3 separate regions of the Homo sapiens genome follow, and regions 1 and 2 are each linked to region 3. A link is a contact called in ENCODE Hi-C or POLR2A ChIA-PET data. All regions are on one chromosome and are shown on one strand. Each heading gives the region's core, a stretch centred on a gene start or an enhancer-like site at or near the end of the contact. The rest is flanking DNA. Distances are from core to core; before and after follow the strand shown.

Region 1 (3,234 bases), core at 680-3,179, 360 kb after region 3:
GGGTGTCTCGTGTAACCAGAAAACTGGGAGAGCTGGGCTTTAGAAGGAATAGAAATGTGAGGCCAGGACTGAAGTGGCAGTGATCAGAGACAGGGCAAGTATTTGAAGATGTTTGCAGAAAGTTAGATTAATGGCAGAGTTTGAGAGTCATGCCAACCTGAGACCACTCCTCTCAACAGACTTTTGACCTAAAGCATATTTTGGAGGCATTCTCTAAGTATCCCCTTCAACTACAATATGGAAATAATAGCACAACTGTATTGATTGATGTTAAATATTAAATCAGAGAGAGTGCATGAATTAGCTATCATATGGTAAGTATTTTTTAAAGAAATGGTTACTATAGATTATTTTTTGTTATTATAATAATCACTGAATGAAAGCTGCAGTGATAATAAAAATGGCAGGAATCAATTAGAGGAAAAAACTTATCAGGACCACAGTTTTGGTTCCAGGCAAAGTGATGTAATGCTTAAACACATTACAGGATACAATTCCTCAAGAGTTTAAGGTAATAATAGCTGTCTACATTTGGTTGTTTATAATTATCAAACCACGACTTGTTTTTGACTAGTGGCTTTCAATTTACCCTATCTTTATCTAATGATCCCTTGATTCCAGAGCTTAAGTTAAATGTTGTGAAGTTAGACATAAACCCCGGAGAGAATTGTTCTATAGGGAGAATCAAAGGAGTAAAGAAACAACAACAAGGTAATATGAGTGAAGTAAATACAGTATTTTTTTATGAAGTTGAAATCATGCTTTACAAAGATTAATGGAAAAACTGGATACACATGTTTCAAAAGGTAGAAAAAATTGTCTGAAAGTTCAGATAGTAAAAAAGAGAAAAGGCAATAGGGAGCCACTGTATGTCCCTGAGCAAAGTTAATTACATTAATAGATCACTAGCAGATAAGCAGAGAGTGTTAACTAACTGGTCAACTTTCCTAATAGAACAAACCTATGTCAAGTCAGTTTCATAAGAATTATGTGACGATCTTCAAAGGTAATAAATGCCTGCAGGGTATTTAAGATTGAGCTATTCGCGGTGAGGAAGGGGGTAGTCATCTGACTTTTTTTATATGACTACAGATTGCTGCGATATGTTATAAGGTTTAGAATTCACTGATCTAGTCCAATTTCTTCCTTTTCCTGTGAGGAGAATGAAGCCAAAGAAGCGTTATGACCTGCTGGAATACTAGCTGCCTAAGTAACTCTATCCCTTAGGCTTTTTCAGCTTCTGTGTATAAGACAGGTGACCTAAAAGTTGTGTGCAGAATGGATTGGAGAGTTAAGTCCTGGAGGGAAGGATACCAGTTAAAAACAATAACAACGGCAAAACAAAACAACTGTGATATTAACCCATGAAATATTATATTAAAGTAGTCAGTATCAGGACCAACGAGAAAGAGGAAAAAATTGAATCACTTTAAACAGACCAAGAATGTAATTCACAATAAGAGATGTCGAAGAAGATAACAATTCAGAGGCTCTCAGATCTGATTCTGCGAAAAAGGTTTGTGATCTGGGCAATTAATTTGGAATCAAAAGAAAGATTTCAGAGTGCATTTCGAAACTTCTAGAATTGTCTCACACAAATAACTTCCTCTGGCTTTCTTTACCCTCCCTTTGATTACCAGAAGCTGAAAGAAAGGAATTAACTTCTTTCTGGCTCAAAGACATCTGGAAAACATATGACCTCCGTCAATATCTCTAACACCAGGTCCCATGATTCAAACTACACACAATCAGTAAGAAAAGGAATTCAACATGTGTGCTATCGGCTCACTTCCTTTCTTGTGTTTATTTCAGAGCAATAAATCAAGTGTTTTCTAAGTTCCTACTCCCAAACTCCTAGTCAGAAAAGGACTCACCTGCCATAGGGAACAGCCTCTGTCCTTTTTTACAGCGTTGGAAAGAGCCTCAGAGTCAAAAATGAAAGTAAACTATGTATTTCCTTATTGCAAAGGGCGGAAACGTGTAATTACAGATTGTGAAACTGCTGCTCAGAATTCCAGACTCATTATCAGGAAGTGCCTTGTCATCAGCAAATTGGCATCCAATTACTGGAATTTAGTTTCTGACTTGGGGGAAAAAAATGAAAATGACAAAATATTATCCTGTGGGTTGACACCTCAGCTTGTTTCTTTTCTTGTTTCCTGTGGCCACCCAAACTTCTTCTATCCATCTGTCTCTTCTCTTCCTGATCTCTCAGTTTTTCTTTCTCTGATTACAAAGAACGACAATGACTGAAGAAGTTTAATCTAACAACTCTTTTTCATTTCCTGATAAGAATTAACCCAATAGTTCATATTTCCAGCTTTTTGGGCAGGCACTGAGCTGCAGGAGTTTTTACATAGTCCAGCAGCTCCCGGAACTCTAGTGAGGCAGGAGTCCCGTCCACTCCCATGGAAAGGGGGCTGAAGCCAGGGAGCAAAATGGCCTTGCAGCAGGTCCATTCTCACAGAAGCCTGCAAGCTTAGATCCGCTGGATTAGAATCCCCACTAGCCAGCATAGCAGCCTGGAGTACGCCAGAGATGACCGAGTTCCCCAGGGGAGGGGCGACTGCCATTACTGCAGCTCTAGTCAGCGGTTTTTCCCTACCAGTGCTAGGGAGGCTGGGCAGATTGGACTGGGCAGCAGTCTTCACAGTGCAGCACAGCCGCTGTGGCAGATCATGGCCAGACTGCTTCTTTAGGTGGGACCGGGATCCATCCCTCCTCTCCCGGCAAGAAATGCTTGCAGGAATTTCAGCAACTCCACCTAGAGTTTACAGACAGAGCTCTCATTTCCCTGGTACAGAGCACCTGCGGAGAGGGGCAGCTGCGGTCTCAGGTTCAGCCAACTTAATCTTTCCTGCCTGCTGGCTCTGAAGAGTATCAGCGATCCAGACAAGGGGGATTCCCCCAGCCCAGTGCACCATCTCTGCTAAGGGATAGCCAGACTCTTTCCTTAAGTGAGTTCCTGATCCTGGGCCTCCTGACTGGGTTAGACCATTCAACAGGGGTTGCCAGACACCTCATACAGGAGAGTTCCAACAGGCGTCAGGTCAGTGATCCTCTGGGAAGAAGCTTCCGGAGGAAGGAGGAGGCAGCACTCTTTGCTGTTCTGCAGCCTCCATTGGTGATACATAGGTGAACAGTGTCTGGAGTAGATCCTCAGCACACTGCAGCAGACCTGCAGAGGAAGGGCCTGAATGTTGGAAGAAAAACAAAAAAAAATAAAACAACAAT
Region 2 (2,971 bases), core at 422-2,921, 270 kb after region 3:
GAAGGGAGAGAAACATGATTATTTGGAAGTTCTGATTAATGTTTAACACTCTTGAAAATATAATGGAGTAAATGCATCTAATCATGGTCATTTACTCTTTTGCCATGACAATAAAACACTTTGAACTTGAATCCTAAAAGATATTTAAATTCTTATCTATAAATGATGTGATTTCTTTCCCATCTAGCCTAATCTCTGGTATATTTAACATGATGAATCCATATACATTTTGGGAACATATGCTTTATTTGAGAATTTATTCCATTCCCTAAGTATTTCTGAGCACAAATTCTATTTTATATAATTTGGTAGGTTCTGTGCAGATGAGAATAAAAGGGGGATCGTTTACCCTAATAAATGCTTATAGTTTTAGGAAAGGATAGACATTAAACAAAAAAATTGGTAAATATATAATTACAATTTGTGACAAGTACATTGAAGGATTTTTTAAAATCTCATTTTTATGCCAGTAAATAACAGGATATCCAGTTTAGACTGAGGATCAGAGAAGTCCTCTCTGAGGAAGTGCCTCTTAAGATGATGGCTGAAGAAGGCATATGAGTTAGCCCAATGGACAATGAAAGGAAAATTACTGTATTACAAGCAGAAAAAAACAACATGTGAATGCCTGGAGGCCCTGAGGCCCTTAGGTGAGAAACTGCTTGTCTGCATGTGGTTCAGAGAAAACAAATTATATAAAACGAAGTTAGCAGCGTCGGAAAGGTTTGTTAAGGATTTTTTGTTTTAAGATTTTGTAAGACCACTCAGGCTATTGTTTCGAGAATGAATCAGAGGCAGGAGTAGGGTTGGCGAGGATGCAAAAGAGATGGGGATATCTAATATTACTTTAGCAGACTCTCTCCTTTCTGTCACTTGTTATCCTGTGAAGATATCACTTGCTGCCCAATGAATAAAAATTAGGAAAATTGGTCTCCTGTTTTCTCATGCTCAGGGAACATCTTCTTTTCTGTACTTTTCTTCAGACAGGGAAGATCAGTGAAGTAATAAGAAATACACATATTGGTCTCTAACCCCAGTCCCTAGCACAGAACTCCTAAAACTATTGCAATTTTCTGAGCAATAGAGGTGCTAAAAGAATCTTTTGTTCTAATGTTTAGTCTCTGCCCTGATTCCTGAGACAAAGCTCCTAGTAACATTGTAGATAAAGGTGGTAGGTTAATTGTTTGTTCTAATATTTGGTCTTTGATGTAGGGTCTTGGCACAGAGGTCCTAAATCCTTTTGAATTTCCTGGGTAATAGAAGTATCTTTGGTTGTAATGAGGTGACTTGGTGGGTTTTAGGATGGGGCTGGTCACCAGAAAGACTAAACCGTGGTTATATGCTTGGAGCTCTCATCCCCACCCCCCATTCCTCAAAGAGAAGAGAAGGGCTGCAAATGGAGTTTATAATCAGTCATGGCTACATGATGAAGCCTCCCTAAAAATCTTTGAACTATGGGGTTCAGGAGCTTCTGAGTTGGTGAACACATCTGAGTGCTGGGAGGATGGTGCACCTCAACTCCATAGGGACAGAAGCTATCCTTCCAGACCTCACCCTATGTACCTCTTCCTCTGGCTGTTCATCTGTATCCTTGGTTATATCCATGATTAATAAGCCAGTAATTCTAAGTAAACTGTTTCTCTGACTTCTGTGAGCCACTAATGCAAAACATGATTTATAGCTGGTTAAGAGGAAGTATTGTTGATAACCTACTACTTGCAATTGGCCTTTGAAGTGGGGGAAATTTTTATGGTAATAAGCCTTTAACTTGTGGGATCTGACACCATATTAGTCCATTCTCATGTTGCTAATAAAGACATACCCAAGACTGGGTAATTTATAAAGGAAAGAGGTTTAATTGACTCACAGTTTAGCATCTCTGGGGAGACCTCAGACAACTTACAATCCTGGCAGACAGGGAAGCAAACATGTGTTTTTTCACATGGCAGCAGGAGAGAGAATGAGAACCAAGTGAAGGGAGAAGCCCCTTATAAACCATCAGATCTCATGAGAACTTACTATCACAAGAATAGCATGGGTAAAATAGCCCCCATGATTCAATTACCTCCCATCAGGTTTCTCGCAGGACATATGGAAATTATGGGAACTACAATTCAAGATGAGATTTGCATGGGAACACAGCCAAACCATATCAGACACTATCCAGATCCCATTATCTATCTAGATAGTGTCAGAATTAAATTGAATTATAGGAAACCCAGCTAGTGTCTGCCGGAGAATTATTTGGTGTGTGGGGCAAGACTCCCATACATCTAGTGTCAGAAATGTGGAGGTGAGTGATTGGTTGAGTGCATGAGACTAGAAATAAACAATATGATTTTTTCTTAAATCTCAGAAGGCCAACACTTTGCTTTTCTAGTTCTGAAATAATCAGAAAATAGGAGTGTCATTTTGCTGAGAATTGCCGTTTCAGACCAAAAATACACTGAACTTCAGAAAAAGATTAAGCAGTTCTGAGAATCAAGGGCTATGAAAGTAAAACGAAAATAAGACAGAGAGGAAGGAAAAAAGTGTGACTTCCTATTCTCATGCCTCAGTGTGTGTGTGTGGGGGGGGTGGGGTGGGAGTGTATGTGCGTGCTCATATATGCACTAGTTTAAGAATCTAGTATGTTTCAATTAATTTTAATTTTCAGTTTGTCTTCAAAATCCATGTCTTCTTCCAGAGGTCCACTTTCAATAACAAAAACACTTCTACTTGCCTTTCTTTAGAAACTTAAACTATCATAAAAGTCATTTCTCTTTTCCTTCTTGAATTATTCAAAGTCTGGTGCCTTAGACTTTCTTCTTCTGCCCAGACTATGCTCACACTGATGAAACCTGGGGAATCTATTCCTTTGGGTTGGGGAATATTCCCTATTCTCTCCAACAGTAAACATAAAAGATGAATTTCTTCCTAAATTACTTAAGGGCAGACACACCAGTTCTAAGTATATTACATTTTCTCTAAA
Region 3 (3,297 bases), core at 403-2,902:
TAGAACAAGGCTAAAGAACATTTTGTTCTTGTTACTGCTTCTCAATAAGTTTGGTAGTTCAGTTTAACTCAGGTAAGCTTTCTAAATGTCTAGCATCTTGTCCAAGCTCATAACAAAGATGTTCAAATGCCTTGGCACCCTCCTATTATTATTCCTTCCTGCTCTCCTCATAACCTTTTATTTTCTCATTTTTCATTTAACCATTCCTGGACCTCACTCTCATCTTGCAATATCTAATAAGCCTTTACTAAGGACTGAACATGTGAGGGCCAGATTTGTGAACTGGACTTTTCTCTCTGTAGATTTTTCAATTAGGTTTTCACAATGCCCTAGTTTCACTGAGTCAGTAAAACTCCCAGATGTTTCCATTCTTTATGTATCTCTCCTTGTATCCCTCATCTCTGTCATAATTTTAGAGACCCTCTTGACATTTAAAAAATTTGGAAACAACAGTTTCTTATTTCTGCCTAAGAAGACTTAAGATATTTCTGTAAAGATTTGGTTGGACACATATAGACATTTATTCCAAATTAAATCAGTGGTCTTCTTCAGATTGAGTTCCAAGCTGTAAACTTCAAAGGATAAGTTCTGCTTTACTAACTGTAATGCCAAACCAATTATTTTATAAAAACAATTAAATTGTCATGAACATAAGATTTCATATCCTGAAAGAATAGGAATAAGTTCTATTTTCACAATTAGTTTTCTATGTATAGTCCTCAACCACAATGCCTGTGAACCACCATCCTGGGAAATAAACTTTTCTTGAGATCTCAAAGCAAATGAAGACAAGTAACCAGCATGGCACAAATGCTTCTCTGCTACTACGTGGATTCTTTTATAGACACTGATTATATATTAAGATATTAATTTTATCCATTTACACTCATCAAAAAAGAAATATATGGTCCACATACTTAAATTCAACTTCTTTCTTAGAGGCAATGGACTAAGTACAATCACAAGCAATAGACAAACATCATAACTTTAATTTTTGGCTGTAAAAATGGAATAAAAACAGTAATTGTATTCATCATCGCTTGATGAAGTCTTTAAAATGTTACTTTTATTCTAGGAAGAATGTAGGCAACCTCTAAAGGGTTGATGTGGCAAGAAAGACACTGATATTTTTTCTGGGAAAAAAATACCTTGGCTCTGAACGAAAAAGAATATTGCTGAAATTATAGTTAGGAGCCTAGTTCTCCTATTGTTAGAGCTCTTTTAGGACATTTTATGATATTTTCTACAAGCACAGGACTGTGGCTATTTAGCTTGGTTTCTATTATGCCTTTCTTGGCATCATGTAGGATAACTAGCACATCTTATAGGACACCAGTGAAAGACAAAATAGACAACACAAAAATCGTATGGCATTCCTCAAACTGTTTTATGTGAAAAAGAAAGGCTGTCTTATACTATTCAAATCCCTAGACGAATATGTCAAAATAAGAGTACGAGAGGAAGGGGTTATTTCAAGGATATCCCACATATAGACAACATGGTGCATTGTGACATCGTTATATAAATATTAATAGTGCCAGAATACTAATCCCTTCATCGGGGAGGAAATATTCTAAATTCACTTACCTCTTGCAGCACTTTCCTACATAGTACTGTAGACACAGCCCATTGGCATCCTAGAGATGGCATTCTGAAGAGAAAGCAGGATCTCAACTCCTCTCAAGGTGTTCCTCCCTCCCTTGAAGGTCAGGATGTCTTGTGCTGGCACATCCTTTGGTGGGTCAGTAGATGGCAGTGTGTCTGAATCTAGTATGTATGGTAGGGGAAAGCTTTTTAGCATTTCCCAAGAAAATGAAGGTTTTGAAAGCTGTGAGGCAGCATGGGGCCTAGTGCATGGGCCAGAAGACTTGATCTTTATTTCTGGCTCAACTCCTGAATACATTTACTTGAGTAAATGGACACCAGCCACTTAACTTTTGTGTTCTTTGCTTTCTTGAACTTGAAATTAGACAAAATACTCTGCCTCTTCCCATCTCCCTCACAAGGACCCTGTGAGTTTAATCAGACTTCAGATTAGTTTCCGTTCTTTGAAGAAAAGACTCCTTATGAATTTGCTATGCTATTTATAATGTCAGTGGCAAAATTGATCTGGGTTGTTCTTCTGGGACTTGAAGTAAATAAACACAGAGGCATTTGGCAAGAAGGATCTTCTGTATTTCTGTGCCATAAAATGTTGGTGTATTTTGGTTTTAAGTAGCAGCACTGGATCTCAGGATGCAAAATTATTCTTGTTACTTGGAATTAAAATAACTTCCTCCATTCCATGGAACTTGACAATTACGGAAGGAAGCCAATAGGCCTCTGGCACCTTCCCAATTTAAATTTAAACTGTTCACTGCAAGTACAGATTCAATCAGATACAATCATTTTCACTTTTCCCTGCTATTAAACATAAGAATTTTCACTTCAGCATTTTACTACAAAGGTGGCACTCTGATAAATGTTAAATGAAATGGTAAGTAGGAAATACCATTGAAGGGTTGAAAGATGATTCTTTTTCCCAACAAGATCCAGCTGTGCATGAATTCACTGGAAGTTAGAATAGTTAGAATCCTCAACCAAAACATACCTTCAGCTGCATGGCACCAAAATGGGTCATGACAAGATCATGTTGGGGCAAAACAAACTTTAACATCTCACCTGTCAACCTGGCTCTGGTCACGATCAAAGCTAAGCTTCTTTGAAGAAGCCTTGCTACTTTGAGGCTGGTAACAAGGATCAAAAAGGGATACAATAAATAATACTATTTCTGGACAGGTAGATTCTGATAGGGAGGTCTAGCGTATTTCTAATACAGATGCCTACCTCATCTGGTCTTCTTGGAAACAAAAAATTATATTGTGTAGGATAGCCAGAAATCTACCTGCTATATAAAAAGATAAAATTGTAAAATGAAATGGATGTCATGTTTGAACACATGCCATACCATCATTTTTAGGTAGCAGCCTTTCAGGATATAGACAAATATATTTGGGATGGTTTCTGGGTGTATAATCCATTGGAAAAGCTATTTTAATATAAAAATTCACTGTCAAAATATTAATAAACAACTAGTCTTTTTTCAAATCTCTTGTGCAATAAACATAGATTCAAGACAAGTGATTTTTGTCGTGTCATCTTATTTGTAAGACATGTCTCTCTAGTTGGATAGTGATTGGCTTGTTGGTTTGAACGTCAGGAGGTTAAAATCTTAATTTAAATATGCATTAGTATTAAAATATGTTCAAGAGAATGTCACATCAACCTCAACCTCAAAGTACCAATTATGTTGTTTGG

The links. Hi-C counts contacts between places; a loop is a spot of excess contacts on that map. ChIA-PET counts read pairs that join two places held with the same protein, here RNA polymerase II (POLR2A). Pooled maps may share reads with other maps.
Region 1: a loop to region 3 is called in a map of IMR-90, with 2.7 times the contacts of the local background. The contact joins the promoter of CASP4 here to the promoter of LINC02552 in region 3. A Hi-C loop is called at or near these places in 3 of 168 maps with a recorded cell type or tissue (Caco-2, IMR-90 and naive thymus-derived CD4-positive, alpha-beta T cell) and 10 of 50 pooled maps. POLR2A ChIA-PET finds 5 or more read pairs at or near these places in 1 of 52 experiments (activated T-cell).
Region 2: a pooled map shows a loop between it and region 3 (4-fold over the local background). The contact joins the enhancer-like site here to the promoter of LINC02552 in region 3. A Hi-C loop is called at or near these places in 8 of 50 pooled maps. POLR2A ChIA-PET finds 5 or more read pairs at or near these places in 3 of 52 experiments (A673 and T-cell).

The regions. Positions count from the first base shown.
Region 1 is chr11:104,966,645-104,969,878 of GRCh38, forward strand. CASP4 (caspase 4) reads right to left here and starts at 1,930. Exons shown (of 9, transcript NM_001225.4): 1 at 1,875-1,930. The coding sequence starts at 1,881. It overlaps LOC124902813 (a long non-coding RNA gene), which reads left to right. Exons shown (of 2, transcript XR_007062986.1): 1 at 1-1,516; 2 at 1,641-1,936. RefSeq lists an enhancer at 1,730-2,929.
Region 2 is chr11:104,874,805-104,877,775 of GRCh38, forward strand. It overlaps LOC107984380 (a long non-coding RNA gene), which reads left to right. Exons shown (of 3, transcript XR_007062985.1): 3 at 471-764. Among named protein-coding and RNA genes, the nearest start is that of CASP4, 92 kb to the right of the region's middle. RefSeq lists a silencer at 2,432-2,521. Within about 2 kb of position 1,672, at least 3 of the 41 ENCODE cell types and tissues checked have a DNase peak (open chromatin) inside an H3K27ac peak, as active enhancers do.
Region 3 is chr11:104,607,650-104,610,946 of GRCh38, forward strand. It overlaps LINC02552 (long intergenic non-protein coding RNA 2552), which reads right to left and starts at 1,653. Exons shown (of 4, transcript NR_120585.1): 1 at 1,588-1,653.